7 separate regions of the Mus musculus genome follow, and all the other regions are linked to region 1. A link is a loop called in an ENCODE intact Hi-C map of the cell type or tissue named here. Cell type or tissue: heart. All regions are shown on one strand. Each heading gives the region's core, and the rest is flanking DNA. Links, peaks and the distances in the headings are about the cores only. Region 1 holds the start of Tspan7 (tetraspanin 7). Region 2 holds the start of Rpgr (retinitis pigmentosa GTPase regulator). Region 3 overlaps Tspan7 (tetraspanin 7). Region 4 overlaps Otc (ornithine transcarbamylase). Region 5 overlaps Tspan7 (tetraspanin 7). Region 6 overlaps Tspan7 (tetraspanin 7). Region 7 has its middle 15 kb from the start of Otc.

Region 1 (4,350 bases), core at 148-4,147:
AAAACTGTTTGCAAAAACTTCATATTGATAGGATTTTATACCTGGAATATAAAAGAAATTAATAATGTAATAATAGATAAATAAGATGGTCAAAGAATATGAATATATATCTTTTCAAGAGATGACCAACAACCATTAAGCACTATAAAATATTCAACATTAGCATTCATTAAGGAAATTCAAAGCAGAATCACACAGTAAGATATCTAAATGCACAGGAACCAGGATGGCTACATTAAATAGCCAGATAGTGACAAATTCTGGCAAGCACATGGAGAAACTGGAATCCTCGCTGTTGAAAGGACTATAAAATGGAACACTTGCCCTGAAAGACTAGTATGGCCATTCTTCAAACAATTAATCATAGAGCTATATGATTCCATACAGATCCCCAAATACATAGCCAAAAACAATGAAAATATAGGCACACACACAAATGGCACATAAATCAGAACCTCACCATCCATAACAGTCAAGAGCCCCCATCAACCCAAATATCCACCAATGGAAAAAGGAGAAATAAAACACAGTATCTTCACAAAAAGGTATTCTATTTGGCCATACAACTGAACGAAGTACTCACACAGACTAACAACATGCATGAATCGTGAATGTGTCATGCTAACTGAAACCAACCAGTCAAAAGGGGCAAATACATGACCTCAAGTGTATGAGATGTTCACAACAGTAAAATCTATAGCAACTGAAAGTAGATTCATGATTGCCTAGGACTGGCTCCAGGAGAGAAACAAGTGGGAGGGAAAATGGGAAGGAAAGGGACAGGACAGGGTTTCTTTTCAGAGATGATGAAACAATTGAAAATGGTCTGTAGTAAATGGCTGTATTTGTGAATACACAAAAAAGATAACAAATACCTAAAATGCAAATTATCTATATGTTAAGCATGTATGCATATACCATGCTTTAAATGGGTGACATATATCATATGAAGTACGCCTCAGTAAAGCTGCGTTGTACAAAATAGCACTTAAGGTACAGTTAAAAAAACAGCATTTGGACTACGGCTTATTAAGAAAAACATCTTTGAAGTGTCCTATTTTCTGGAGAGATCTTATTCTTTTGATTGTAAAATCTGAAATGATCCTTGAATCCTATTTTAACAGGTGAAAATACTCTGGGTAAATATTTAAGAATATGAAAATCTTGAAAGTTTAAAAAAATAAATGAAAACGCCATCATGAGCAACTTGCAGGGGCAGACAACACATTGACCATTTCAGATGTTTTAGGAGGCACTGAGTCATTGGATGGGGATGGGGTGAGACAAAAAGAGTTAAATAATCCATATGAAAAGCCGAAGCCTGAAATGCCTCCTCCTTTACCAGGCTTCAGAAATGCTCCAAAACCAGCATTCCTTCTTTCTCCTGCACCATAAACCTTCTTTTTCAGGAGCCTAAGATAACCACCCATAGATTTACTCCAGTTAACAAATAGGAAGTATATAACAAAGGGCAAAACAAAAGCAGACTTAAAGGGATATATAAAGAGCAAAACCAGTGCCCAGCAATGGCTTCTTTGAAGTTGGACCATCACCACCAAGTATTGCTGCTTTTTCCAGGCAAACATAAGCTAAGATCCTTGAATGTATAGCTAGCACACAGTTCCATTCCTGAGATGATTCAACCTGTGTCATTTCCATTCCAGAAAGACTCAGCTTCTATGTTTGGCTTATGTGATGGGCTGTTTTGGTCTTGCTACTCTATCTCACTGCAGAGCCCCTGGTCTGTTCTGTTGCCACACTCCATGGTTTTCCAGACCCGAAGGATCACCAATGTCAGTGGCAAGGAAAAGCCTAGAAACATTAGGGATTTTGTTTTAAATCTGTAATAAATCTCAGCTCCTGCCTTGGCTACTGCAAACAATCCAGTTTACCATCAATCCTGATATAGGTACATCATTCAATACTGTGCTCCACTTCTGAAGCAAAAACAGGGTTAATATTGGGGTAGGAAGGGCAAGAAAAAAAAAACCAACCAAAGGCAAGCCTGGTTCTTTTTTCTTTCTTTCTCTATCTGTCTGTCTGTCTGTCTGTCTGTCTGTCTATCTTTTTAAACAGGGATTCAGGTTTCAAAATGACTGCTTTGGGAGCTGGAATGACCCAGATCATGGTGTTGCGGGGGGCCAGGGTGGTGGTGGCAGGTATTCATTCCTTTGCAGGGTGGCTGTGACTTGAGGTGGGAAGAGGGAACTAGGGTGGGCATCTATGTGAAGAGAGAAAGAACTGGAAATGGTCTTTAGGTACCACCCACCTCTGCAAATGAAATCACTGCAGTGTCAACCCTGCACTGATTCCATGAATTGCCAAACAGGATGAGGTAAGGCATAAGCCCAGAGCCCCCTCCTCCCCTTTTCCCTCCTCCTGCGCACAGAAGGGCGCATCCCTCAGCGAGGTGCACCACGCAGCCCTTCGCGGGCCTGGGCTGAAGGGCTGACGTCACCTTTCTGCATTGAGCTCAAGGACTAGTAGCAGTACCAGTTAGGTGGGGAACAGGGGCGCTGCCGCAGCCACCAGGTGGTAGGGGGTCCTCCTCTTGGGCATTGCAGATTGGGTTCACACAGAAAAACACAATAACCGAGTGGAAACAGTAAGGGGTGGAAAGAAATCTGAAAGGGGTCGTAAGAGCCAGTCGCTGAGGAAGCTCAAAGATACCCCTGGCTTATGTAAGACCCTCTCCGTGCGCCTCCACGCGGTGGCGGCGCCTGTCCCGCATTAGTGCGCTTGGGAGACTGATCGCCCTTGTCCAGTCAGGCAGAAGATTCCTGGCGACTCTCTCCCACAGCCCTGCAGGGTTAGGACTAAGTCGGGATCTTAGATCTAACCCCGCCGTCCTGCGCCCGCTCCCAGCCCGCCACAGGTTAGCTCCATTAGCTCCAACAGGCACCCAAAACTGGCTTGGTAAGGTAAGGAGAGAAGTCCAAAAGAGCAAACAGACAAATCACAACAACTTTCCCCAGGGGCTGATCCTGTCCTGAGAGTTTAAGAAATCAATGCATTAAAAAAAATTTTTTTTTTTTGGAAGAGTGGAAAAATCTGCAACCACCGCCACCACACAGCCCACTTCAGCCTTCGTCGGACAAACTCGAGGGTTGGAGCAGCCCAGACCTGCACCCTACCATCTCACAGCCCCGACCCAGCAGCCTGCGGCTGTCTCCTTGTCCACCGGCTAAGATCGGGTTTGGGGTTTGGGTTTTCCTTCCACCTTTCTTTCTAAGAGCATCACCACACGGTCTGATAGACCGCGGCCCGGCCAGTAGCCAGAAGTGGGCACTCACCCAGAAGACGAAGGAGTAGATGATGAGGAGGGTTTTGAGACAGGTTATCACAGGTTTGGTCTCCATTCTCCTCGATGCCATACTACTCAGCTCCGGCGGCGGCAGTGGCGGCGGGCGGCGGGCGGGCGCAGGAGGGGGAGGAGGCGGGGCCGAGGGAGGCGGGGCGGGAGGGGGAGCGCGTGCTGCCGGAGCTTCCCGTGCGCGCGCAGGCTGGGCGGCGCGCTTGCCTTCGCGCGCGCCCTGCAGAGCTTGGGGAGAAGGAGCAACTAACTGCTAGGAATGCCTCCCAAGTCTGCAATCTGGCCCAGGCACAGACTTCCAGCTGAAGTCAGAAGGAACCTGAGAGCCTAGAGGCTGGGCTGGAGGTCAGGGTAGCCTTTCTCAGACCACCCTAGCTTTAAGATTTCGGCTTTGTTGGAAACAGGGCCTGAACCTGCCTACATAATGATTGTATAGAGTGCTCTTGGCGATTGGACACTCAGGAGTCATGTCCTTGCCTTGTCTATGCCAGGAACAGATTGTGACAACCAGAGAGACACCTTGAAGGATAGTAAGGAACCCTGGAGTTCAGAGACACCCAAATCCTGGCTACTTTACAGTTCTCTATAGACTCCCTTTGAACTTCATAGTTTTCGATTTCCTCACCTTTGGAAATGACAAAAACGAGATTTAGCAACGTTCTTCCTACATATTAGATGTTTAACAGATAACAACAATAACAAAATTTCTTTAAACTACCAGAGATTCATTTGCCTCACTTAGAGAGCACTGCCGTTCTCCTGTGGAGCCCCACTGCAGCAAGGAAGCAAAATGGGAAACAACCTGTTATTTGCTCCAAAAGTTGAATGTAAAGTCACGGTAAGAACTGCACTCCTAGATATCTATGGGAGAGAAATGGAGACACAAGTCCACCGGAGAACTTGGGCACGAATGTGGAGAACACCAGTCCAAGCGAGCTCAGCTGACAAACGGATGGTTCACTTGTCATCCAATGGAAAACTTCGTCTGTAAAAAAGAATGAGGTGCTGCTGACCCGTGCTTCCAAGCAATAAACCTT
Region 2 (4,350 bases), core at 351-4,350, 270 kb after region 1:
TTGCTAGGCATGCTGCAGGAATAAAAATGACACTTTTGAGCCGTTGCCAAGATTTGAGTGCTATTTCCATCGTGGCACACATGGCCTGGCTTTGCCTTCCAGTACAGTGAGCATAGCCAACTTTGCCTTGTTTCTAATACCTACTGGTATTAAGTGCTACTGTATTCTGGGCACTAAGATAGAAGCTAGACATTCATTACCTCGGATGTCTAAGACATTTCCTGAGATAGAGCATATGAACAGATAATATATAATATAAATGATCTAAGGTGCCATCATAGCTGTATGTGTGTGTGGCACCCTTAGATTATAAATATTAGATGAATCAAAAGTATCAATATTATATTGTAAGGGGAATTTTATTCTTCTCTTCTTCTCTGCTAGAAAGCTGTGTGTCTGAGCTAATGCCAGCGTCTCCACCATATTCTCTGGATGCAAGGCCTTGCTGTCTTCCAGGATTTCTATTCTATTACTTTTCTGAAGAAGGATTCTCTCCGCATCTATTCAATTGGACCTCCCAGTGGTATCATACATTGCTTAGTTTAACAGAAGCCCTCCTTTCACCCCTCTTCCCGGCTCAAATGCTGCTTCCTCTCTTCCTGGGTCCCTCTGCACTTACTGTCTCGAATGCTGATGCTCAAGGGATGCTTTTCCCTCAGCGTCTCCAACTTCCTACTCCAATACTGTTTCCTCTTCCATTGCCCCAGCAAACCGCTCTTTTTATAACACAGAGAATGATCACCATATTTCTAACTTCAGAAGGTAATTCGGTGTCATTTAATTTGTACACATTATGTGGACAATTTGATTATACTCTTGTTTGGTGCAGTATTTTCCAGTCTCTCTCTCTCTCTCTCTCTCTCTCTCTCTCTCTCTCTCATCACCTTTTAAGCCTTATAACCCATTGCTAGGATATCATACTTCGGCATTCTTCACGATTCACCTTAGATTCCTTTGTCCTTCCCTTTCCTTCTTTCACCTGTTCCCGAGACTGCCATGATAGCGTTGATCCAGGAGTTCCATAAGTGTCTGGCTCCATCTGGACCTTCTGTGCATCAGTTGCTTGCTGTGCTCAGCAACTCCACCTGACTTTCCTATGTGTTCAAGGGCTGAGCTCACTATCTCTTCCATTACCTTACTGACCTAACTCTAACCTCCTCTGCTCCTTGCATAGCACTTCCCATCTCTGTAAACGGCACCACCCTTGCCTAGATACTTATGTGAGAAACCAGCGTGGAAGTGCTCAGCACTGACTTATGCTCTGAAATTTATTTTTAGAAGTCAATGAAATAACAGGATAAGCAAAGAAAGTCTTTAAATATTCTGATTTTTCTCATCATGATTGTTATGAGCCTTTAGACATGAGTATTAAGTTCTCCTCAAAATAAGTTAAGTTACCTTTTTTGTTCCTTTCTGCTGATGTAAGTTATATGATAGGTCAGCATTTTCCAAGAGTTGACAACTAGACACCATTTCCTGTGTGCCAAAATACTGAACTTCGGGCAGCCTGACCACTTTTGTACCTAAATACCTGTAATAGCCTTTGAATTGCCTCTCAGTGCTCAAACTGCTTGTCAGAAAAGCAGCCCAAACAGGTAGAATCACTTCAAGAACATGCATAACTGGTCCTTTCCTATCACTTCTGAGCTTAAAGCTCCTCCATGACTTTCCATAGTCTTTAGGATAAAGCGTCCGATTCTGTGGACATGCCATCTCACCTCGAACCAGCCTCAGCAAGGTCCTGGGAGGAACTGATCACTTTATCAGTCTTTGCATACAGTTAACTATGTCCAGACTTCTTTAATTTCATTCAGTTTCTTTGGCTTCAGACCTTCCTGACTTTGTCGTCATCAGACAAGCTTTTGTCTTTCTTAAATCCCTGTTCCCAGGTCGGTGCTCCTTGCTAAGCATCTTTACTAGAATCTCATCCTCAACTTTAGTTTGTACACAAGTGATTGGATTCTATTCCCTCTTTCCTTCCTAATAAAAGTGCCCTGAGTAAGTGTAGGTAATAACTCTCGAATTCTGGGAGCCTTAAATTCAGTTGTGCTTGATTGAGACCCAACTACCTCAGGTATACAAATGGACTCATCCTGGAAGATTTTCTTCCTATTTATTTTATTGTGGCCAACTATTATGGGTGGAAAACCAAGGTTTATCCAGAAAAATATAATATTTCAGAGGAAATTGTATAGATCTTGGCCCTTTAGTTTTATAGGAGATGCAGGCGGACTGTTTAGACCTCAGGCTAAACAACCTGAACTGTGCTTCTCTTCCTATGTTTAATTGGCATATCCGCAAACAGGAATGGCATTATTCAACTTGCATGATTGTAATAACATTTATTACGACCATTTATTCAATAAGGATCTAATGTGTGCATCGAGTATATTTGTTTTGTTCCTAGGATTGCAAATGACATTTGGGATGTAAACCGCCTAGTACCTTGCTGTGTTACAGATTGTTAGTCCTAGTGTGTTGTCAAAGCTGTGCGTTGACGTTTGCATGAGTCACAGAAGTTAGGGCTATGTGAGACATGATGTTGTCACCATATCCCCTCTAGGTCCCTGCATGGCCAGGATCCCTTCAGAAGTAGATGCGCTCCAGAGTCTGCAGCATGGCCGCTTCCAATCGCGACCGCTAGAGGGTGTGCGGTCGCTTACCGCCGCGACCATGGCATCTGCGCTTGCGCCTCACTGACACAGCTTCCGCCAGCCTCCTTCCAAAAGCCTTTCGCCCCTCCCCGCCCCGCAAGGCTCCGCCTCCGTTGCCCCTAGCGTCTGTTTGTTGACTTCCGGGAGCACAGTAGTGGTCTATGCCAAGAGGGTCGCGATGGGGGTCCCAGGGGGTAGGGCAGCACCTTAGGCTCAATCGAGTCGCCCCTGCTATCTTTCCGAAGCAGGCACAGATTCCGTTCGCAGGCTTCGGCATGGCGGAATCTGAGTCACTGGTGCCCGGTGAGTCGCGCGCCCCCAGTCGTGGCGGCTGGCCTGGAGGGAGGGTCCGCGGGCGGGCGGGCGGGCGACAGGCCAGGCCCCGCCTCCGAGCCGGCCCCGTAGTGGTACAGGCCGCAACCTGAGCCTCAGTCAACCGCCTTAGATTTGCGTTTGGGAATAAATAAATTCCCTTTGTCGGGCTGGAGGAAGGGACAGGGACATGAGGGACCCTGTGTGTGTTATTAGCAAGCTGAAATAATGGCTTTTCTTGGAGGCGGCGGCAGCCATTATTCTCTCGCGAAGCATCCCAGGGTCTCTAAACATTTGAGCAAGCGGATGTCCCCAGGACCCGGTTAGGTACAGAATTCAGTAACGAGTGGAATGCGGGGTGAAAGGTTAAAAAGAATGGAAGAAACGAACTGGATAAAGAGAGGAGGGCCTTCGGTGAATTTTTTTTTTTTTTTAAGACTGACTGTCGTGAAGTCTTTTAAAATTATGACTCCGTACGGCTTCCGTACCGGGTAGCCCAGGTAGACATTTCCTGGAGCAGCATTTATTATAAGCGTAGAGTTATAGAGTTGTTCAGCTAAAATGGTGGTCATAATCTACTGAACTGGTTTTTGCATATACTCTAATGGGCTGTTACTAGCATTATGAAAAATAACCACTATATTTGAGCAGAATTGGACATTTAAATATGTATTGCACTTTCTGCTGTGGTCTTGGCTCAAACAGAATTTGATTCTACACCACTTGGAGCTCATACCTTAGTGAGGGTGCAAGAAAATAGTTACAATAGGCTTGACATTAGTTGGCAGAGGACAGAAAGGAACCACCCAACCTTGGTTTTTGGGTTAGGGGAGTGTCTGAAGAGAGATTCTGGGGAGCCAGAGTAAACACCGTTAAATAATTCCTTGTAGGGAAGCCTTGAATCATTTCGAGGTCCTTGCCTCCCAAGGCTCAGTGACTTGAGTCGAACTGGCTTGCTTCAAGCTTGTTCTCAAGTGGTTTAGTCCCGTGCACATTGATATATATTATTAATATTTACATTCAGTATGCTTTCTCTGGAAATTTCCCCCAAACTGGGTCTGACTTTCTATTTGAGTGGTGTGTGTGTGTGTGTGTGTGTGTGTTTAAATAGTTACTTGGAAATGTTAATGGATATTTAGTCTTTTGAAAATGATACTGGTCCAAGTCTGTGAATATTCCTCAGATCAGACAATGGCAGTTGAAGAATGTCAAATCTCAGCCTCCATCTCCAATCCCCATGGACTGATCCGTAGCTTGAACTCTCATTTCTTCTCAATGGGAACAGGAATACCCGAGGTGTTTCCGTAGTAAAACCTGGGTAATATGCTATCTTTCACACTGAAAGTATTGAAAGCTGTGTTTGATTTCCTACTCAGCATTCTAG
Region 3 (4,350 bases), core at 72-4,071, 63 kb before region 1:
AAAAGCTAAGACCATTAGGCAACCTCATGGAACACTACAGTGACAGTACCTCCTGCCCTGATTCTCCTAAGTCCTATTCTAGACCCCAGCGCTCAATGACAGATACATTTCCTTAAATATACAAGTAGCAAATAGGCCGGTTGTGCTTTGGATTTCTGAGACTGTTTGCCAGATTGCTATGCTATGTTTATATTTAAGTGTAACTGTAAATGGGTTGGCTTGTAGTCAAAATGTAGAGCTTCCCGGTAGGAATCCACATTATCGACTTGAGGCCAATACTAAGTTGCATATTTATTTCTAAAATAAATGGCAGAAATTTCACTTTATAGATACCAGTTTTTATACACATGCCATATGTCAGTTTTAGAAAGCAGATCTAAACACACCCAGCTAGTTCATGGAGTTCCACTTAAAGACGATGTCATCAAACCTCAAAAAAACCAAATGTTTAGTAATCATGAAGGAGAAGCAAGTCAATAACTTGATAGATACGAATGTTTGAAGCAATTCAGTTTTCCAAACCTACCAATGAATGGGCAAGCCATCAGAGGCACTAGACATATAAGAGCAGCTGGACACCAGCTGAATAGGACCATCTAGTGATTGCCATATCCAGGGATCCATCCCATAATCAGCTTCTAAACGCTGACACCATTGCATACACTAGTAAGATTTTGCTGAAAGGACCCTGATATAGCTGTCTCTTGTGAGACTAGGCCGGGGCCTAGCAAACACAGAAGTGGATGCTCACAGTCAGCTATTGGATGGGTCACACGGCCCCCAATGGAGGAGCTAGAGAAAGTACCCAAGGAGCTAAAGGGATCTGCAACCCTATAGGTGGAACAACAATATGAACTAACCAGTACCCCAGAGCTCTTGTCTCTAGCTGCATATGTATCAAAAGATGGCCTAGTCAGCCATCACTGGAAAGAGAGGCCCTTTGTACGTGCAAACTTTATATGCCCCAGTACAGGGGAACGCCAGGGCCATAAAGGGGGAGTGGGTGGGTAGGGGGTTGGGGGAGAGTGGGTATGGGGGACTTTTGGGATAGCATTGGAAATGTAAATGAGGAAAATACCTAATTTAAAAAAAAAAGAAAAAAGAAAACAAGTAGCTTTAACATGCAACTCTAAGACTGACCTGCAGTGAGTCACAGAAGAAGAAGGCAACAGCACAAGTGTGCATGTGCAATTTTTACTAAGCCAGTTAAGCAACATTTCATCGGTGAGCCTTCACAGGTAGATATCATGCACCAGGCCCCCAAAACCCATAGGCAAGGTCTCTTTCCCTGTTGAGCACCAGAGGATAGAGGATAACACTAAACCACCAGAATAGCCACCACAAGTGGACCTAAGGTCAAAAAACCATATTTGGCACAACACTTCATAGTCACAAGCATGTCCTTGTTCAGAGACAGAACTGTGATGACTCCAAGAGTCACCTGAACATCTGACTCAGTGTCCGGTTACCAACACAGTCCTCATACCCCATGGTGGACAGTGGGATGAGGCATCTAAAGGGCACTTAACATTAATGCCAATAGAACTCTGTTCCTGGACAGCTCTCAGGAAAATGATGTTGCACTAAAAGTCCTGCGTCTATCTGAAAGACCTATCTAGACAGCAAGGAAGTTGTCCTTGAGCCATGGGAGGTTAGAAAGCTAGCCTAACACAAGCATTCTGGCAGTTAGGTATACTTGTTACCCATGTTCAAGTCCAGAGCGGGTTCTCTGAAGAAAACCAAGTCCTATGGGCCCAAGGCTATGTAGAGAGCACTGCCCCCCAGAGGAGATAAGTGTTACTACAGGTTTAGAATCAATGTTACTCTGTAACATAGAAGTTTGGGTGTGTCCCTCAAAAGTTCATGTAATTGCAAACCAATGCGATAATTTTAAAAAATAACAGATCTTGAAGAAGTGGTGCCTTACAAGAAGGTGATTTGGTTCTAGGGCCATCACTTTCAGATGATATTAATGTAGTTCTTACATGGCCAAGTTAGTCCCGTGAGAGTGAATTCTTATGAAAGAGTAAACCTAGTCCCTCTCCAGTGTCTTGCTTCTCTTGTATGAATTCTGACCCATGTACACCACTACTCTCACCTATACATACTCCTGCTATGGTGCCATTGGCCATGCTGTGCCAGAGCCATAAGTGCCTCACCAGCGGGTAAGAAGCTCAGGCCTTTGACCTTTCCAAACTATTAACCAAATAATCGGTATTCTGGAAAAAAAGCCAAAGAACTCAGCCTCAACTATTCTTGTTATAGTAAAACAGAGTAGACGAATACAGAGTCAATACTCAATTTCAGAGCCTAAAAAAATAAGTCATTGTTTTCAAGAGACTTGTGGCTTGACATTAGTAGGTGTTTGATATCCCTGAGAGGAATTAGGTAGTAACTTGGCCACAACATTCTTTAAAGTGGCTCTGTTTATCTTGGCTGGACTTACAGACCTGGATGTTAGCCAATTGTCAGTTGATCTACATGTGAAAAGATGGTGAGGTATGATCTACCCGTGGCATTAATTTCATGATTTGCAAAATTATTACCTCACTATAACCCAACAATTTGGAAAAAATGTCAAGAAATCCCTCTTTACTATGTATACACAAAGGCGAAGAGAGCGAGTAGGTCCAGTGTTCTGCTAAGAGGCCTCAGGTAGTTCATCCCTATCCATCAAGATGACTATGGAAATGCAGACAAATAAGCCAAATAGCATGGCTGCTTCATTTACAAGCTGTTGCTCATCCATAGGTGGGAACTTTTCCAGCTATAGTTTTTCCAGTTGGAGTTTTCAATCTGTCTCCTTCTCTCCTTTCCCATTTGGTGGTAGATAGAAAAAAAAATGGAATCAATTTTCTACCCCTGCTTAACATTCCTACCCTTTGCTATGCAACAGTATCATTCCCATCGTGACTTAGCTACAATTTTAGACAACAGGGTATTAGCAAATGGAACCCAAGCAGAGACTTGAAAGGAATTGAGCAGTTGAACTTGTTCTTCACCTTGCCCTCATCTTCACTCTGATAAGGTCATGTCCAGACAAGTCCTCAGGTCCCAGGAGGTAGATGAGATCCACACAGTATATTCAAGTACCTCCAGCCTAAGACAGTAGAGATCAGCTGACAGTTAGCTAACACCCAGGCATGTGATCAGGTCCAGCCAAAACATCACCACAGCCACTTAAGTGACTCCCATTTAACTCCAAAACTTGACACAATAAATATGCAACAAATACTGTTGGATGCCCCTGAAGTTGGATGGTTTCTTGGTGTGCAAAATTAATCTGGCAAGGAATCCGGGTACATACTGAAACCCCCTCCCCCCAAAGCTGGTTCTAGTAAATCAGTTCCCTTTTTTTGTCTTCTGAAAGTGCCACTCACTTCTTAGCCCTTTATAGAACACGGTTCTCCTTAGAGACAACTGCATATTCTGTGCCATTTCTCTAACGCTCAGCACTCTCATTGCCATTAAACACAGCTTCTCTATCGTGTTCCAGTGCAACTCCCAGACCACTGCCACTCCATTCCCTAATGGCCAGCCTTCTCCCCTGATACTCAGACCATCTGTCTATACCATCTATTACAACCCTTTCTATTAGCTACAACTACCAGTCTGTTTATGGCTTTGCAAGTACTGACAGCTTGCTAATTATTGTGCACTCCCCTCTATGCCCTATCATCCACGTAACTTCTGCCTTTTGGCACCTCAAAGTACCCCCAGTGGCAATGATCTTTACCTCCACTCCATAACTGGCAGCTATTCCTTTGTATACAACATTTGTTAGCACTTAGAAATAAATGACTTCTAGAAGTCAATTACAAATCACACCTTTTGCCCATTGCCTACCTTGTTTGGTCCAGTTCTCATTTCTTCAGTGCTACTATATTTATTAATTGGTCAGTCAATCATTATTCATCACTTGCCACTTACTGGCATCACACAAAGCACTGGAGAAATAGCATCAAGCAAGAACATCTTTGCAGTGACAGTCCCACAAACCCCATCTTCAATAGACTATATCACTGATACTGGGCACTAACTACCATCTCCTTTCTGACTCTTTTTTAGTTCCATACTTATTACTGTAGAGACTCCTTACCACTGATTCCACATTAGTATCACCTGAGGAGTTTTTAAAATCCTGGTCCTGAGCGTATCCAAAGACAAAAATCAGATTTTGTTGTGAGCCCTAGGCATCAGACCTCTTTAGTACCTCTAGCAGTACAAAAGTGCATCCACCATAGATAATCACAATCTTACAGTAAAGTCCACTCAACTTGATATGTTTGCCTTTAAATTCAAGTGAGCAACATGCAGAAAAGTCAAATATGGTACTTATGGGTCAGACTA
Region 4 (4,350 bases), core at 281-4,280, 230 kb after region 1:
TGTCCTGCCACTGAGATTCATTGTAAGATGCTGATATTGATATTTCTCCACGGACAGAAGATTTGAGTACAAAGGTACAAGGGCAGATAAACAACATGTTTGACTATCTTTTGGTCAAAACCTTTAATGTTTAATTTATATACAACAGAAACTATTAATTCTTCCCATGGAGTGTGAGGGACAGCAGATTCTCTCTACAACACATGCTAGATTCTCAACAGCAGCAGTTGATAATGTTGCCCTGACTCATTGCCCAAATAATGTACTAGAAACAACCAGGAGCTAATACACTTTCCCCACTGAAGGCTCCTTGTGTTGTTGTTTGGCTTTGTTTTGCAGTAAGAAAATCTAGTCTCCACAAATGTTGAAGTGGAAAATATCATCTTAGTATTTACGACTCCTGCACCATACAGAATGTTCAGAACTTGTTTGTGTGCCATAACTAAAACATCATATTCATATTCTTCAGCCTCTCATAACCATGGTTACAGTCTCTGATTCCCCAAGCAGGGACTATCTCAGATGTGATGGGTATGTGAGATGATGTAGTACCTGTCCTTCTGTGGCTGGCTGATTTAACTCAGCGTTAGATTCTCTTAAGCTTTATAAGACATGAAAGGGCATTGTCTGCCTCATCATGGTAGTGTTAGCTTATAAATAACTGCTAAATCTGAAACAAGACAAAACTAACCTTAATAATTAGTAGAGAAATCACTATTATGCTGTAGTGTCTAAAAAAATCATTGCCAAAGCATTAAAAGCTCTCTTATTTTCCACTATAGATGTGTAGAGAATCCCAAAAGCACAACAGCAGATGTATCTTTGTGTGTGTGTGTGTGTGTGCGTGTGTGTGCAATGCTTTGTTTCTTCATAACATCTACCAAGAGTAGTTTACATTGTGTTTGGTTTTTTACCATTCATCTTTCAACACAGAGCAAGCCTCTTTTCTATTATTTGGTGAATTCTTATGTTCTTTACTAAGACCAGATTAACTTCTAATGGTTTGTCCTCTGCACATTCAAGGCTGTATATTGTCTCTCAGAACTCCCTTAACATCAAGTATGTAGTCAGGACCACTTCCTCATAGGCAAGTTTGCTCTTTCCTTTCAACTGTTTTCTGCATTTCTAGCGATGCATTATTCTTCACTGAGTTGCTCCAGCTGTATAATTAGTGTCTTTCACACAGAGGCTCAATCACCAATCCCACTGACAATTGTTTATTCTACAATTTCAAGTAGATTCAACTCAAGGACTTGTGAGGCGTGCAGAATAATTAATTATGGCCTAGGGTATTGCTAAAGCTGAACCCCACCCCTAGGACTCAGCTACTCTGTGACAGCATTTGTTCTACTGAGAACAATGAACGGGCATGTATTCAGAAATGAGAGTACTATAATTGTACATCCTACACATACCTCTTCAACTGCCTAGACCTAGGAAAAACTTACGGGAAAAACAGATGGGATCCATGTATGGCCATAGCACCAAGATGGCTGAATTTTAAGCATGGTAATAGCGGCCCACGTGCCCCTTCAAAAAAATAAGTTGCCATGGTTCTCTAGGCCAAAACGGGTAGATAAATAGACATGTTACATTTTAAGACACCAATATATGAGGGCTTGACTTATTGACTAGAAAAGAGATTAAATGTAGTCAACTGACAAAGAGAGTCCACTGTTTATGCCATTCAAATCCATTAGAGTACTCATTACGCTTCTTAATTCTATCCAGGAGGTGGGGCAGGAAATGTTAGCTTGGGAAAAAGGTGTTTTTCATAGATATCAAGAACCAACCAGGAAAATGTATCATTAGAAGGAAAGCAAACACAATGGCCTCAGTTTAACTCCTATCCTGTTTATTATCAACTCATAGAACTTGCCTTGGCTACAAAATGAAATTGCCACACCCTTTTCCTAAGCTCATAAAAATTACAGCAAACTACAAGAGCTCCACAACCAGGCCATATTAAGATACTCTGACACAAACCTCTTTTCTCCCAGTCCTTATTAAACATTGTCCTGTTTGGGGTAATAAAACCCCCATTCATATTAGCCAGTTAAAAATGCTGGCATAAAGTTACTAAGTTCCATTTCCAATCAGACCCAGCCTACTTTAGCTCATGGAAACCAAACCAAGGCACAAATCACTCTTTTTAAAAGGTAATTTACTTTATTTCTGTTTGTGTGGGTGGTGGAGAGGTATATGTGCTTGGAAGCGCAGCTGTCTGCTTGGACTAGGGGCCCTGGAGCCCCTGGAGCTGGAGTTACACAAGTTTGTAAACTGACAGATGTGGGTGCTAGGATCCAAAATCAAGACCTTCTCCAAGAGCAGTACAGGCTCTTAAGCATTGAGCCATTCTCCAGCCCCACACAAACCACTTTTTATTTTCCTCATGAAGTATTTACCTTGCTTGTACTAGGTTATATAAGGAAGAAACTAAAATTAAACAAGAACTCACCTCTCAAATCAGACCTGAGCTACCCTATTATTCCCTCTTTTGTAGAAATACATTTTATTTTATTTTCTCTTACTGAAATACTGGGGACCCCAGGGCTTTTCATATGCCAGAAAGCCCCCTACCAGTGAGTTACCTCTACAGGTACATACTATTACTCTTCTGTTAACATATAGCAGAGAGAATACAATCCTGGGGCCAATGAGAATCATGTACAGGTCTCCCATAAATGATATCAAGGTGATGTGTGTACTAATTACTTGTAGTTGGGATTTACTCAATATATCCATGAATTTAGAGATATTGTACCATGTAAATATATACAAATAGCATGTGCCAAATTCAAAGCAAAAATCAAGTAAGATTTAAAAGCCAATTTTCAGTCTAATTAGAGCCACAGCAAAACACAATTAGTTCCTTACATTACATCATGTGAGAAAATAAATGCAGAGGTTTCTTACTCCCAAATCACTAAATACTAAGACGCCAAGTGAAGAGTCACAGGTTAGTTTTACCTAAATATCTAATAAGTGGGAGAGCATGGGCTACTGGCACAGTAGAGCCTTTCATCACTACAGTCTGCATTCTCCACTTCTGAGAAGCTATTTAGGAGGTGGGGGAAGACTTGGATGTGATCTCTGGTATCATCATATTTCATTGGAAGAGAAACTGCATGATTTGAGTAAAATGTGTGCTGTTAGAAACTGACTTTTCCAGAGCAGGAAAAACTTGAGTGGTAAATGACCCCCCGGTGCCTACAGAGAATTGGCGATAAAGACTTTAGCATCTGCCAACCTTAAAGAGAGCCAATGGGTCTTCTGGCTAAAATACTGGTGCTTCTTTATGTTCCAGTATTGTGAAAGTTAGGGTGGATTTTTTTTATTTTGTTTCTACTTACATATTTTGGCTCTATCTACAAAAGGTATAAGACTTTCATAGCTTGGCCACCCTCATCAATTTGGAGGGAACAAAGGGCCAAAGTAGGAAAACTATTTTTTTTTAAACTGAATTGCAGTTCCAGCTTAGCCCAAACACAGTAATAAGCTATGACCTTGACAAGGTCATTTGCCAGCTCTGACCTCACATTCTTATCTGAAAAGCTGAACCAGGGAACTAAGCCAATGGTCCTTTATGCTTTTGTCTTCCGAAATGTCCATGAAGCTAATAGGCATGAGAATTTGCAATATCTACTTTAAATCCCTTTCATTTTCTTTAAAAGGCACATAGAAAGAAGTCAAGGGACTTTATTTTCACAAAACCCTTGAATGGATTCCATTGGTGTGAACAGAAATCCTCAAGTCCTTTTCCAATTTTACAAACTTTTTTTTTTACTAGCAGTTAAAATATTTTAAACAAAAATTATTTGAAACTTTCCCTATTGGTGCTATATACCATATGTACTAAAAATTATTGTTGATATCTCAGTATTATTTCTGGAACATTTTAGAACATCAATATGCCAAATTGTGGAAAGTCTTTGAGAACTGAAGAATGTAGATCAGGACTAGCTTTGTGTGAACCTATTATTAAAAGCCTCAAGACTTTTCTTAACTAAAACAAAAGAGTGCTGAAAATATATGGCTTCCAATATTTGAGTTAAATTAGTAAATGGTAGGTTGGGAAAAAATACACTGTTTGCCCAAAGAGATCCAGTATCTCCATTCCAGTCTTGTCCCATGCCTCGTATGGTTTTCTGAGGTCAGACTAGGAAAAACGTTTTAGGCATTTAAAATTTTTTTTGATATTAAAACGCAAAGATCATTCAGTCTTGTTTCTCTATGGGCAGTCTGTAATCATTTCACCTGAGTGTCCGTGTGTGGGGGTGGATGTGGGGGGGTGGGGAATGAAGGAAGTATAATGAGTTATGTGAGCCTTTATGGAGGTCTGGAATGAAA
Region 5 (4,350 bases), core at 232-4,231, 91 kb before region 1:
GTGGAAGGCTGTTCATGTTCAGAATGATCCCTTGCCCGCCGAAGCTGCACATCACATCCCACAAGGGATTTCTAAGCCAGTTTGAGACTGGCACAAGGCATCTTGCCAAGAAGACATTAATCGTTCATTGGAATCAATGGCCAGTGCTTTGCCAATTTACCTCAGGAAGCTGGGACTACGTTTATTGTGCCAGGCTGTGTTTGGGGTAGCTTTTCCCACTGGGAGGTTTAAAGGCTGGATTAGTTAAGAGTCTAGTGTAAAATTAAAATCAATGAATATTAAAGTCTTTTGTGTGTGTGTGTGTGTGTGTGTGTGTGTGTGTGTATGTGGCTTCAAGAAGGGCTACTTAACTGCTGCATGAATTTATTGTTTTATAAAAATAACCAAGAAAGCACATCACATCATGCTGAGTTGTACTCACCAGTTTCAGCATCCATGGACTACCACGGCATGTAGCAAAGCATCCAAAGAGGCCAAAAACCACGATGGTGGTGCCGGTTCCAATGAGCACATAGGGAGCATTTGTGGAGTTCTCAGCAATCAGGGAGATATAGGTTCCCAAAGTCAGCTTTCCCCAGACTCCAACGGCCAACAGGATCACCCCAGTGATCTGCGAAAGGAGAGAAGAGAACATGAAACATGAAGCTATTGCCAAAAGACATTGTCTTAGTTCCTCCTCCATTGCTGTGACGAGAGACCATGGCCAAGGCAACTTATAACAAAAGAGTTTATTGGGAGCTTGCAGTTCCAGAGGGAGTACATGTCCATCAAGGTGGGGAGCATGGAAGCAGGTACAGTACTGTAGCAGAAGCTGAGAGCCTACATCCTGATCCACAAGTATAGGCAAAGAGGGAGAACTAACTAATTGGGAATGGCATGGTATTTTGAAACCTCAAAGCTAACGCCCAATGACACACCTCCTCCAACAAGGCCACACCTCCTAATCCTTCTCAAACAGGTTCACCAAGAGAGGAAGTACAAATTTAGCATTCAAATATATGGGCCTGTGGGGGACATTTTCATTCAAACCATCACAGACACAGAGCAATGTGGCCATTAAGATTCAAGCTTCCACAAACAAGGTGTATTTGCTGAAGGCTTTGTCCTCAATGGCAAGAAATGTCAGAGATCATTAGCTAAAACTGTCACACAGTAAACGCACATTGATAGTATGCAAATTATATCTTCCCCTTATATATCCTATACATAGTTTTAATATTAATTGGAAATCAAGTCAATAAAGGACATTTTTTTTAAAAAGCTGCTTAAAGAACATCATAAGACACTTTGGAGAGGCATTCCTCCAATGTGTGTCTGTCCGACACTGAACTAGGCATGACTTCAGAGAGAATGCTGGCTCCTTTCATCAACGGCATGTGAGGGTAGAATAGGTTTTATGGCCATCTTTTACAACACTTTAAGAACAAGGATATTCTTCTTGCCCATTATCATCGAAATCTCTATAAAGAAAATATTCTAGACAGTTTTGAATCCCCATTGAGGTGCCACCTTATTCATTGTAGAGCAACAGAAGAGTCTGAACATCTCTTGGTATTGTTTGTAACGCTATTTGTCAAATATCATTAACCATTCCAATTGAAATCTTTATAACATGTTTAAACTCTAGCCCCGTGCATTTATCAGCCCCTTACCTAAGGTAGTGCATTCAGTGCTATGTATTAGGCCTTACTCTCCATTGCCTGAAGATCCCAGGCCTCAGCAATTGTGGCTGGTGAAGCCATATGCTGGCTTGTGTCCCCCACCATCCCACAGTTGCATTTAGAACTTGATGACATATTCAAAAGTAACCGTTTTCAAATTGCTACCTTTAGGACCCGAGGCTTAAGTGCTTTCCGAGTTCTACTCAGGGAGTTCAGTGCTGTCCCAGCCTAAAGCTCAATGCTCTGTACTAAAGACCGCAGGTTTCTGCTCAGTCTATCCAAATGAAGAGGCAAGATGAGAAGCTAGAGGAAAACAGCAACACACACACGCACACACACACACACACACACACACACACGCTAAATTGCCTTTTGAAGGAAAAGGCATAGGCATAGGCAGCCTTAACATTGTGTGCTGCATAATTAATCTCCTTATGAACTTTAGTAAAACACATGAACTTTGTAATGGTAACTCCCCTGTCTTGTCCCAATAGCTTATTTTGTAGAACTACCACTGTGCATGCCAGACTTAAGTGTTAGATGAGAAAAGGGTGAAGAAATGATGCAGACTTGAGGAGAAAGCATTTGATGCTAATTGTGAGGAGAAGGGGCCCAGTAGAGGCTTCCTGTGACGGGAATGAATGGTTTCAGTGAATTAAATCCAATAATGCAGATGTTGCCAAAAGTTTCACATCCTCTGCTGACACCTGGTGGTCATTTGTAAAAAAGCACATTCTCTGAACAGTTTCCTTTGCCATACTCTGCCAAATAGAAATCTAACAGTAGCTTTACCCACTAGAATCAAGTCTCATGTTACCAGGGGTGAAAACAGACCATATTGGTAAAATAAGATGCTCATCATCAACTTTCTACCCTTAAATTAGCTACAAAGAATTCCATTCTAAGATGTTCAACAGCAAGGGCAAGGCTGTACATATGATACATATGACAGTTGACATTTGGCACTGCACACACACGCCTGCGCACACACAAACACGCGCGTGCGCGCGCGCGAGCACACACACACACACACACACACTCAGAGACAGATATACATATAGAGAAAGAGACAGACAGACAGACAGACAGACAGAGATAGAGAGAGAATGCGTTTGGGACTAAGGACATTTCAGAGCTAGGTCTTAACTTTCCAGTACAGTTTGGGCACAGCTTAAACTTAGGAACAGGATACCACCAGCTGCTACTAATACAGGCTCTGAAACAAGGCCAAAGAAAACTATAATAGTAGCAGCACTAGCAGAGGTATATTGGCGCTGGGGAGGTTAACTCAGTTACACAGCCCAGCATGAATGAAATTCTAAGTTCAATATTTAGTACAGGAGAAAAAAAAACCCAAAACATTAGATTAGACTGAGAAAAGCTTTGAAAAACTAGCATATGTTGCTTTAAATTTTCAATGAAAGAAAGTCCTGGAGAAGTTTGGCCATATGCCACAGTGTTCCCAAAGGCTCCTGGAAGAGACTCGCCAGGCGGCATTTTTAATCATAAACAGAATATTTGGGGAGCGGGCAGTAGACATAAGTGATCCTCTTTGTTCTTATCAGGTCATTCCAGGTAACACTGGGAGGCTCCTTGCCAACCCTGCACCCTCCTGGTTTTTCTCAGGCATCCAGAGCCATGTGATTCCTTCTTGCTTTGTTAGAGCATAGACCATAGATCTGACCAACCTGCTAAAGCTGCACACATGATATGCCAGATTTGCGTATGAGAGGGCAAAGTCTCCATCATTACTCAAACTCCCTAGCACCTAGCCTGGGAGCTCCACCTTCTAAATGAACACACCCAATCATTTCAATGATGATACGAGTTTAGCATATTAACAACTAAATGATATCTTAGAGGGCAACGGTGGGAAATGAAGTCATAGAGGTATAAGGTACAGCTAAGAGACCTGTCCTAAGAAGCTCTATGAGATAGAAGGCACTGTGTCTAAGCACTGATAAAAAAGAATCACCAAAGAGACAGTAGGAGGGAATTGCAGCCAGTTCACATTTTCATGAGGAATCTATGGCTCAAGCATTCCAGAGCTTCACAGGTTCATTTGTTCTTGTTGACTACACACAGAGGGACTGTAGACTAGTGCCTTCCACTCCCATGCCTCTGGAACTCAGAGACAAAATGGATGATGCAGAAAGTCTATGGCAATTATCAATAGTTAAAATATAGATCCCTCGGGTGCTAGATTTAAGAGGAAACGTAGGCAAGAGAGTATCCCTGTCCTTACTTAGTAGGTGAATGTGCTTGCTGAAGGGAGACTAGAGAGGGATGTTTTCTGAAGCATCAGGGACATCATTCTAGAGAGGACCGAAAGGAGTCAGACTGGCAGGGAAATCAGAAGCCTCTGTTATCTCATGATTTTCTCTTTAAACTCTGAGAAGTACATGCCCATTGCATTTACAATTTTGTTTTTTTTTTATTATTAGTTATTTACCTCTGTAGCCAGTACAGCAAAATGGACTAAGAATATGAATGTATAAAGGGGTTTCTAGTGGGCTTGGGAACCCAGTCGAGGATAGGCAAGGAAAAGGAACCTGGTGTATTTAAAAGGGGGATGTATGCTGGAGTTCCAGACTTGAGGGTTAGGAGATAGGGCTTGCAGTTTCTTTTAGTTGTGTGGGCTTTGGCAGATCACCAAAGCTTTCTTGGCTTCGATTCCTTCTCCAGTGAG
Region 6 (4,350 bases), core at 218-4,217, 72 kb before region 1:
GCCAATGCCAGGCCAGCCTAGGCTAGAATGTAAGATGCTGTCTTGGGGAAAATAAGAGAACAAAAAAGAAATAAGATTTATACTGAATCTCTTTACACACACACACACACACACACACACACACACACATTCATGTATTAAATGGCTTCTTAAACCCACACTTAGCTTCACTATGAACAGACATATATATTCTATTTTATGCATTTCAGTTTTTAATGGCTGATTGTGGATCACTAGATTCGTCTTAGTATCTCGCTGTCTGACAAACCTTATATTAGCACTTGGGTTTGTATCAACGGGGGCCTACATGTAATTCCAGAGGCAAAGACTGTAAGCCAATATAAATTCAATTAAGAGAAAGCAAAGAGCAGCTAGAGAAATAGCACAGAGGTTAAGAGACCCATCTGCTCTTCCGAGGTCCTGAGTTCAATTCCCAGCAACCACATGGTGGCTCACAACCATCTGTAACAGGATCTGATGCCCTGTTTTGGTGTGTCTAAAGTGTACTTATATAAAAATAAATAAATTGAGGGTGGGGAGGTGGGTGTGGATGGGTGGGTGGAGTAACACTCATAGAAGCAGGGGGAAGGAGAATAGGATAGGGGGTTTTTGGGAGGGGGGAACCAGGAAAGGGGATATCATTTGAAATATAAATAAAGAAAATATCCAATAAAAAATTTAACTGTTAATGCATAAATAAATAAATAAATAAATCTCTCCAAAAAAAGAGAATGTGAAGAGTCAGGTATAGTCACACACCTGTTATTGCACTAGGGAGCCTGAAGAAGGTAGATTCCAAAATTCAAGCTAGTCAGAGGTACATAAGGAGGCTGTGGGCTACTTAAAAAGACACTATTTCGGATGAAAAAAAAACAATGGAAAAAAAGATGAAAGGCTGTGATGTTTTCATGAATTGAAGAAGAAGGAGGAGTTTAGGGTTGCTCTTGGTTCTTTCCCCTTCACATACTTGACCAGGTAATGCAGTAGAGAAAGCAAATTCTCCCCAGCACCATTCAACAGATACAGGTACTGAGGCCTCTCTAGTGGCTCCAACACTGTTTTAAGAGATAGACAACACTCTTGGGTCTGGGGCAATTCGTTATCTTAGGACAGACCTGTAGCATATTGTAACATTGACACATTCTTTGCATAAAATAAGCAAAATGTCACGTTTCATCACTCAAGTGTCACACATTAAAAACCCAAGTATATTTTAGGCACTTCACCACATACATAAAATAAGTTCCTATCAATGGGAGCTTACTGTGTTACTGGGTTGCATAGCACTGCTGTCCAGGGAAAATAAAGTCTTTGCAACTAGGAGAAAACTGTTGGCAGCCACACATGCTGGCAAACTGCTGGGTCCATATGCACACAGAAAGATTTCCTCCTATCGGCAGGGGCTTCCAGTCCCATGAGGAAAGATGCTGTGTTTTAAGAGGCAGCAGGAAACTCAGCATCCTTACCAATCACTAAGTAACATATGAAGGAAGAAAAGCCCTGTGGACCTGGCTCCCTCCTGGGAATCTGGTATTGAATTGTAGCAACAACTGGCAGGGCATTTCTAAGTTTCAGGCCAAGGACATCAAATTATACATCACTTAGAATAGACCAGCTTTAAGCACATACACCAGACACAAACTGGAAGGAGTATTAAAAGGAAGCAAACATAGCCAGGGGTCACAAGATTAAAGTGACTTTTGAGTCACTGTATTCAAAAGAACGTATAGGTCACATGAAACTGAAACACCACTTCTGGAATTTTACAGGAAGAAGATTGGCCTATCAGAGCACCCAAAGGCCAGTTTTTAAGATACCGGAATGCAGCAGTAAGCGGAAATCCTAGCCAGACACAGGAGCTTCCAGTGCAGCAGAGTAAGGAAACACCTTCCAGAAAGTCAGGAGGAATCAATGAGCCTGCACTAGTAAGATGTTCTTTCTTAAAGCCACAGGGTTTGTAGCATCTTGGCTAGCTTCTCTGCATTTCTTTCAACAGGACTATACCTTTATTGTAGAAGGTACAGGGGACAAAAGCTTGCTGATCCACTGACCCTGAGTCTGTGACTCACTTAAACTTCCAAAAAGAAAGGGAGAAAAAAGAAGAAAAGAAAGACAGAATTGCAGTCAGCCCTAGTTAATGTGCATAAATAAATTTATTGGTGCTGCTATTAGGGCATTAAAAAAGTACTATCTAAACACGAATAACAAAATCCTTTGCTAGAAATGAGATGGTTGCAACGAACCTTGCACAGTGGGGCTTCATAAAAGGAAGGCCTGAATTGCATCTCTGAAATTCCTAATGCAGAGTCCATGATGACAAAGAGCCCGCATGGCTGCTGTAAGAGTTGTACAGACAGCTGCAGTACAGTCTCGCTCTGCTGCTGGCTGTTGTGAAAACTAGGGCAAGTGGCCTATTCTCTGTCTCAGTGTCCCTGTCTATTAAATGATGATAGCATTACTGCAATTACCGTGACTCACAAAGCTGTACTGACAACTAAATGAGGTTCTCACTCCATGGTGAATGTTAAGGTACTTTGAGGCATATAGTAAACAATTGAGAGATAGTATTATCATTATTCCTTTAGATGATTATAAAGTGGAATTTATTTTCATCAATCAATAAATATTTTATTTATTTCTGGAAACAAAATAGTATCAGTACTCATCAATAGAGATAGGAAAGAGTGTCTCTTTCTTAAGAAACATCATCCAATGTCTCTTTCATCTTCCTTAGGAAATGAAACTATTACAGAAGGTCACATTATGGCACTGCCTGTCCCCCAAAGTCTTACCATCACTTCAGAAGAACCATTTCATAATACTTTCTTCCCTTGGAGGTCCCCTGGCCTCTTCTAGAACCCCTTGCTTCCAAGCTAATGTGGACAAATTCAAACTCGATCATGGTGTGTGTTGTTTAGCATGTATTTAAAACCAGTTTCAGAATGGATTAGCTGGCCTGTCTCATGTCTAAGCTTCAGAATTCCAGTTGAAGATGTAATCTATTTCTCGCAAGGGAAGTCATAAGTCACAGATGTGCCCATCCAATACACAGTTGTGAAAGGACAAGGACAGGAAGGACAATCTGAAGCAGCAGCATTCAAGGTCACTGCCTGCATGTTCAGCAGGAATTCAGAAGCAGACCTTTGTCCTCTCCCTGGAGTGCCTCATCTGGCTTTCGAGTTGCTTTGGCTCTAGATAAATGTCCCTACTTTATGCTTTGCAGAGAGCTTATTTCCTGGTCCCCACTTGACCAAGGCTTACCAGGCTCTGCTCTCAAGCAGCAGTTTAGCAGTATCAGTTTGCTGAGGTTCAAGAGCTTGTTTTTATACTTCGGAATCTCTATGCTCATGTTCATGAGAGGCTGGGAAAGAATTCGTTACGAGAAACCACCGGATGCTGTAGTGAACTGGGTCAAAGTGAGGTTCTTCGCAAAATGGAGAAAATGGGCATGATCAAATCTCAAAATGTACACGTATGGGGATGTCACGGTGAAATCCATTAATCTGCACCATTAATAGGTTAATTGTAATAAAATGTTCACTAAAATAAAACAATAAGAAAACCAAATTAGCAGATCAGTATATACTGAGGAACAGCGTATAATTGGTCATAGAATAAACATAAGAAAGAAACCTGGGGTTTGAGAGATGACTCAACAGTAAGAAGGCCTTGTTTTGCTGCAGATACCTGGACTCAGTTCCTAGCACCCCTGGCTCAAACGTCAACACAGGTATGGCTTAGAAATAATTTATTTTGAAAAAGTCAACTAGACATGTTGTTGGAGCAGTTAAATAGAGAGGGTGAATTTCAGGCAAAGTGAACAAAAGATGCACTAACCAAGAATTCTATAGCTCAGGTAGATACGGTTTACCATCATTGCTACATACACAAAATGCTGCTTAACAGTCTGGGGCAGTTTTAGCATGTGGTGCTCTTGAAGCTTCAATAACATTAGCACAATTAGAAGGGGAATAGTTTACATCAATTAATCAATTACTCCAATTAATGAAGTTCTAAATTTAGAATCCATCCCCTAGAGGATGTCCTCTGTATAATGCCTCTTTCTTCTCCATACTTTACTATGGGGCAGGCCATAAGAGCTAGTAATACAAAAAATAATTACAAATGATATGTTAAATTTGTAAAATAGCATAGAAAGCCTTTGGAAATTTTACATATGGTAAAGAAGGTTTTCTTAGGATAGTGTCACACCATGAAAAACCTTAGAGGGTTAGAGAAATACACATGCCCTTACATTGAGGCTATGAAATCAGACAGACAAGGAGCAATCACATCCCATCCCATGCCTCACATTACGGGAACAAGAGATAAATAAGATGTCTTGAAACT
Region 7 (4,350 bases), core at 174-4,173, 250 kb after region 1:
ATTAAGCAAACAAGGAAATCACAAAGGTTTAAAGTTCATCTAACAGCTAAGCCACTAACAGACACTTCCATGGCCAGGAGATTGGAGGCCCTGTGAGAACTTTGGCGTTGTCTCCTGTTGACAAGTGCTTAGTATAAAAGCACGGTCTGTATAAGAATTTCACTCTTGGAGGGCAGGCAGGTCACATGTCCTTGAACACCCTCAAAGGCCATTGCTTGGTGAATGACCCCTTTCCCAATTCTAGTTCTTGACAATCCTGTAGTCATCTTTCTGGTTGACACTAACACCTACTTGTGAACTCTTTTTCCTCTGCTCTGGGTTGTCTCGGATCAATATCTGCCACACAACAAAGGTGTTTCCTTGCTTTAAGCTATTGGTTTGGTGCATCTTTTCTTAAGGTTGTTCCACTGCTAACTACTGTGCTGTGTGTAAAATGGGACCTAGACACAGCTTGAAGATAGATTTTATGAAAACTTTTTGTATCCAATATGAAAGTTTGCATAGAATTTGGTCAAGGCTTGCTTATTGGATTTAGATATTCACCATCACTGATTTTAATCCTTCACAGTTCTTCAGTGGAGCTCAGCTGGAAAGTTTCTTCGAGGGAATCAAGTAGTTCATGGATATTTAGTCACCCTGGATTTTTACACAGCGTACTGCCATAAAGGAACATTCAGGTCAGGTCACATGGGAATCACTATAAAGAGAACTGACTCAAAGGTGTTGGAGCCAGTTATAGGTTGGCGAGAGTCTTGTTGTGTATGAATTATTCAGTCTCTCTAAAGTCTCAATTTCTTCCCTAAAATGGTCACTTTTAAATCAAATTACCATCCTCTAAACTAGCGAAAAATGAAAACGGAACAAATTCAACATTTCTCAGTGAGAAGTGACGTCTTCTCAGCATTCCTTTTTTCATAACTGATATGAAAACAAAGAATGTTGTTCCCACTCAGTACATCAACTGCCTAACATTCCAAGTTTTTAATCTCTTATTGTTCTAACATAACCCTGCCATGCTGATCAACCTATCTCATTTGAGATAGAAAGGAGATAATGTACTTAATGATTGTGAAGTGCTTCAAAAACTACAAAGCATCGTATAATGCCTAGTACATTGTTTTCTCGCCTTCCACTGTAAAGTAGAAGTATATTAAACATGGGTCACAAAATTGCTTCACTACTATGCCCATAGCCCTATTTTTCCAGTTAAAATTTGCAATTAAAGCCTACTTATTCAAAGCAATAAGAAACATGAAAGCATTTCAGTCCTTTTCTAAAGTAGGCTTCCCCCCATCAAGATCAGAAGACAGTAATTTATTAAGATCACCTTCAAGTTCTGATCATGTCACTGAATCACCTAACCTGGAGTGGAGTCCTTTTCTGTAATTAATGAATGTGCTGCTTACATCTCTTTTGCATGTATTGGTCAGTTATCAAATGCTCCTCATCTATAATGGGGTTATGCCCATATAAACTTATGCATCCAATTATACCTACTGTGCAGAAACTCGTAGCTTAGCAACATAGCACGGTAAACTGTTAGTTGTCTTCCTTTGTGATCATGCAGTTGAATGGGCTCTAAGGCTTGATCTTAGTGTCTAACACAGGAGCTTATCAGACTTATGATATTAGAATGAAAAAGGGTTTTAAAATTAGATTGCATGTTCATTTTCTGTTAAATGTGTATTATTTCATATCACTGTGAAGTTATAAATCACAAGCTAAGACAGATCTCACTACCATGTATTTTTCTTTCCTTATATGAACCCTGGACAGATGGGATAACTAATCCATGCGATCTTGGTTTAGGAAGGGGACAAAAGGGTAAGAGCAATATTCAGTTTAAATGAAAGCATATGATATCCTCAAGCGGAAACTATTTGCTAGTTGTCCTGCTTTCATTTGAAGTGTATCATAGCATGAAAGGATGAAAAAGAGGGAAAAAAAACTTGTGTTTTCACTGAAGGGCTTGAACATGTCCTTCACTCCTATTTTAGAGCTACTCTGGGACCAAATTGATGTAAAAGTATTTCACAATTTTTTTCATCTCTCTCTCTCTGTCTCTGTCTCTCTCTCTTTCTCTCTGTCTCTCTCTCTTTCTCTCTCTCTTTTTTGTATTTCACAATTTTGAAACTAACCAAATCCTCGGTTGTTTTCTTGTCTCCATCCTGAGACTGCCTTTGTTTTGCTAAAGTGAAGTTGGCACCTGACATTGTTCCTTAACTCTACTAAGTAAGTATAATTAAAAGTTATTTGTGTTCAATTATTTGCTTATCTGCTTGTCTGATTGTGCTCTGTCTTTTCGTCAATACCAATTTTACCTTTAGTTAATCAAAGCGGTGAAATAATTAGATAGATAAGAGATTTAAAGTAAAACTGATTCCTCAACCTTGATAAGACCTTAAGGCCTCCGGAAATGCCAACTTCCTTTATCGTTGACCTCTGTTAGATTCACCTTGATTTGTATATGCATGATATATAGATAGTGAGGAGATAGGTTAGTAAGGAAACTACTAAAATCAATAAGAAAGTGTTAAGAAGCAAGTAAAGAAAAATGCTTCTTATTTAATATTATAGAGAAATTCAATAAATACATAGAATCTAGCATGTATAAAAGTCTCATATTCAAAGAGGAGCTGTCTTAACATGATCCTTTAAGACAATCCATTGTATAAAGAAGGGAAATCTTACGTGGTGTATTTCTTATATTCTTAATAATGAGCATAGAATCTTCCAAGGGGCAGCCAGGAGCTGCCTGCAATCATAGTGTGTCCATTGATGGGTCCTGGATATCTTACTCCAATTCTACTTTCCAGAAACACTAGAAAAGTACAGCGGCATTCTCCAAAGTAGGAAAGGTGGGGAGAAAGTGAACAATCAAAACTGACTTTGGGGTTCCTAATAAAAGCTCTTCCATCATGGACTGGGCGAAAAGGAGTTTTTAATATGTAGCAGCAGACCCTCATACCCAGGTTCCATCCTGGGACTTACTGTATTATCTTCATGCTTCTCTATACCCCAGAGGGGAAAAAGCCAAGTTGTACAATACAGAGGACCCAGTGAATGCTCCCACCTCGGACTCTGAAACTTGGATCATTGAAAATGTTGTACTGTTGAGATGAGATGTAGTATTGTAAACAACGAGCAGTGCTGATTTTGTCAAGTTCTCAGCCTGGTCTTGTCTTGGCAAGCAAGACCAAGGTTCCTCTAGACTACACTAAGGCATCAATTGTATTCAGACCTGCTCTTCTCTTCCCTGTTTACTACTCTCACTCAGTCACTTCTCTTCAGAATTCCTGTTAATTTTGCTTTACCTTGTGTTTTCTTACTAAATCTTATTTCTTTCAAGAACTCTGACTGACTCAGAAATTGCTATCATAAACTAAGCTGCAGAAAACCTTGATAAAAATCAGAATTGGTTGACAGGCACTAACAGCCCTCTTCAGGAACATAGCTACAAACTAGCTTATCAGTTGCCAATAGTAACCTGCAATGCCCATCATGTATCCGATTCAGATAGAATACTATGAAGGGCCTGAGGAATTCAGTGACAGCTAATGAGGTAGCTGTTCTTTATAATAAATAGCTTTATAGTATAAAAAAGTTATTTGCCTCGGTTGAACTGAGATGGCCAAATAGAAATTCAGACTTTGATCCAGTGTGCTGATGAATTATAATATTGGTGACATTTCCAGTCCTGACAGATTTTAGAGGTGCATATTGGGGTATTATCTGATTTAATTTGAAAGCTGAGGCATTGACACAGAAATATATGAGAGGATTTTAGTAGGCCCTGTGAAGGCTGAATCCTTAATTCTCATCCAATCTCCCTTGCCAGATTAAGAAAGCTCTCCTACCTTGCCTGATGAAACTGTTGTTACCTTGCTTGAAGCTAGTATTTCACCTGGGAGTTGCCCTGCCATGTGAAGTGGGTTCTCTTCCCCACCTCACTTCCCTACCAGCTGTCAGATTTAACATGCCCCAGATGGGAAGAGGTACTAACAAAGTCAAAAGCCGAGGAAAGCCAACACATTTCTAGATTTCTATTTTTTTTTTTTTGAAAAAAAAAATCTCGAAAGTGTACATGGGAAAGTATGTGCACAGAGAAGTGTGTATGCTGAGAAGTACACATGGAGACTACGAGGATGCTTAGTCAAGGCTGAGAAACGCAATCTTAGATCAGTGTGGATCGAACACACCTCAAAATTCCTTGTAGACTGGGCAGGTATTCCAAATCCAGGTGTACAGAAGGCGAGGGATCCAGTGAGCAAAGCTTCCCACGGGGTATGTCCCTTAGAGGGAGAGAAGGGCTGAGCCACTTATCCATGCATCTTCATTTGTAGTGGTTAA

Evidence for each region. Hi-C counts contacts between places; a loop is a spot of excess contacts. Peaks named below come from ENCODE experiments on the same cell type or tissue, not always from the same donor. Only the 100,000 strongest peaks of a DNase experiment are listed, where the experiment ranks them.
Region 2: it touches region 1 in a loop (4-fold over the local background); 6 of 42 quality-filtered maps call a loop at or near these places.
Region 3: it touches region 1 in a loop (2.9-fold over the local background); 5 of 42 quality-filtered maps call a loop at or near these places.
Region 4: it touches region 1 in a loop (2.9-fold over the local background); 3 of 42 quality-filtered maps call a loop at or near these places.
Region 5: it touches region 1 in a loop (4-fold over the local background); 4 of 42 quality-filtered maps call a loop at or near these places.
Region 6: it touches region 1 in a loop (2.7-fold over the local background); 4 of 42 quality-filtered maps call a loop at or near these places.
Region 7: a loop joins it to region 1, with 3 times the contacts of the local background. A loop is called at or near these places in 6 of 42 quality-filtered maps.

The regions. Positions count from the first base shown.
Region 1 is chrX:10,484,182-10,488,531 of GRCm38, reverse strand. It overlaps Tspan7 (tetraspanin 7), which reads right to left and starts at 3,416. Exons shown (of 8, transcript NM_019634.2): 1 at 3,294-3,416. The coding sequence starts at 3,374. In heart, for the core only: CTCF peaks have their summits at 2,627 and 3,374; DNase peaks (open chromatin) are centred at 2,451 and 3,371; H3K4me3 peaks cover 1,764 bases; H3K27ac peaks cover 1,470 bases.
Region 2 is chrX:10,215,159-10,219,508 of GRCm38, reverse strand. Rpgr (retinitis pigmentosa GTPase regulator) reads left to right here and starts at 2,714. Exons shown (of 17, transcript NM_011285.2): 1 at 2,714-2,957. The coding sequence starts at 2,816. In heart, for the core only: a CTCF peak has its summit at 2,630; a DNase peak (open chromatin) is centred at 2,768; H3K4me3 peaks cover 1,473 bases; H3K27ac peaks cover 863 bases.
Region 3 is chrX:10,547,322-10,551,671 of GRCm38, reverse strand. All of the region lies in intron 1 of Tspan7 (tetraspanin 7), which reads right to left. Among named protein-coding and RNA genes, the nearest start is that of Tspan7, 64 kb to the right of the region's middle. In heart, for the core only: a CTCF peak has its summit at 1,792 (motif pointing left); no DNase peak of the experiment used is centred there.
Region 4 is chrX:10,255,433-10,259,782 of GRCm38, reverse strand. All of the region lies in intron 1 of Otc (ornithine transcarbamylase), which reads right to left. Among named protein-coding and RNA genes, the nearest start is that of Otc, 5.3 kb to the right of the region's middle. In heart, for the core only: no CTCF peak of the experiment used is centred there; no DNase peak of the experiment used is centred there.
Region 5 is chrX:10,575,575-10,579,924 of GRCm38, reverse strand. It overlaps Tspan7 (tetraspanin 7), which reads right to left. Exons shown (of 8, transcript NM_019634.2): 2 at 422-610. Among named protein-coding and RNA genes, the nearest start is that of Tspan7, 93 kb to the right of the region's middle. In heart, for the core only: a CTCF peak has its summit at 2,379 (motif pointing left); no DNase peak of the experiment used is centred there.
Region 6 is chrX:10,555,829-10,560,178 of GRCm38, reverse strand. All of the region lies in intron 1 of Tspan7 (tetraspanin 7), which reads right to left. Among named protein-coding and RNA genes, the nearest start is that of Tspan7, 73 kb to the right of the region's middle. In heart, for the core only: no CTCF peak of the experiment used is centred there; no DNase peak of the experiment used is centred there.
Region 7 is chrX:10,235,345-10,239,694 of GRCm38, reverse strand. No RefSeq gene overlaps it. Among named protein-coding and RNA genes, the nearest start is that of Otc, 15 kb to the left of the region's middle. In heart, for the core only: no CTCF peak of the experiment used is centred there; no DNase peak of the experiment used is centred there.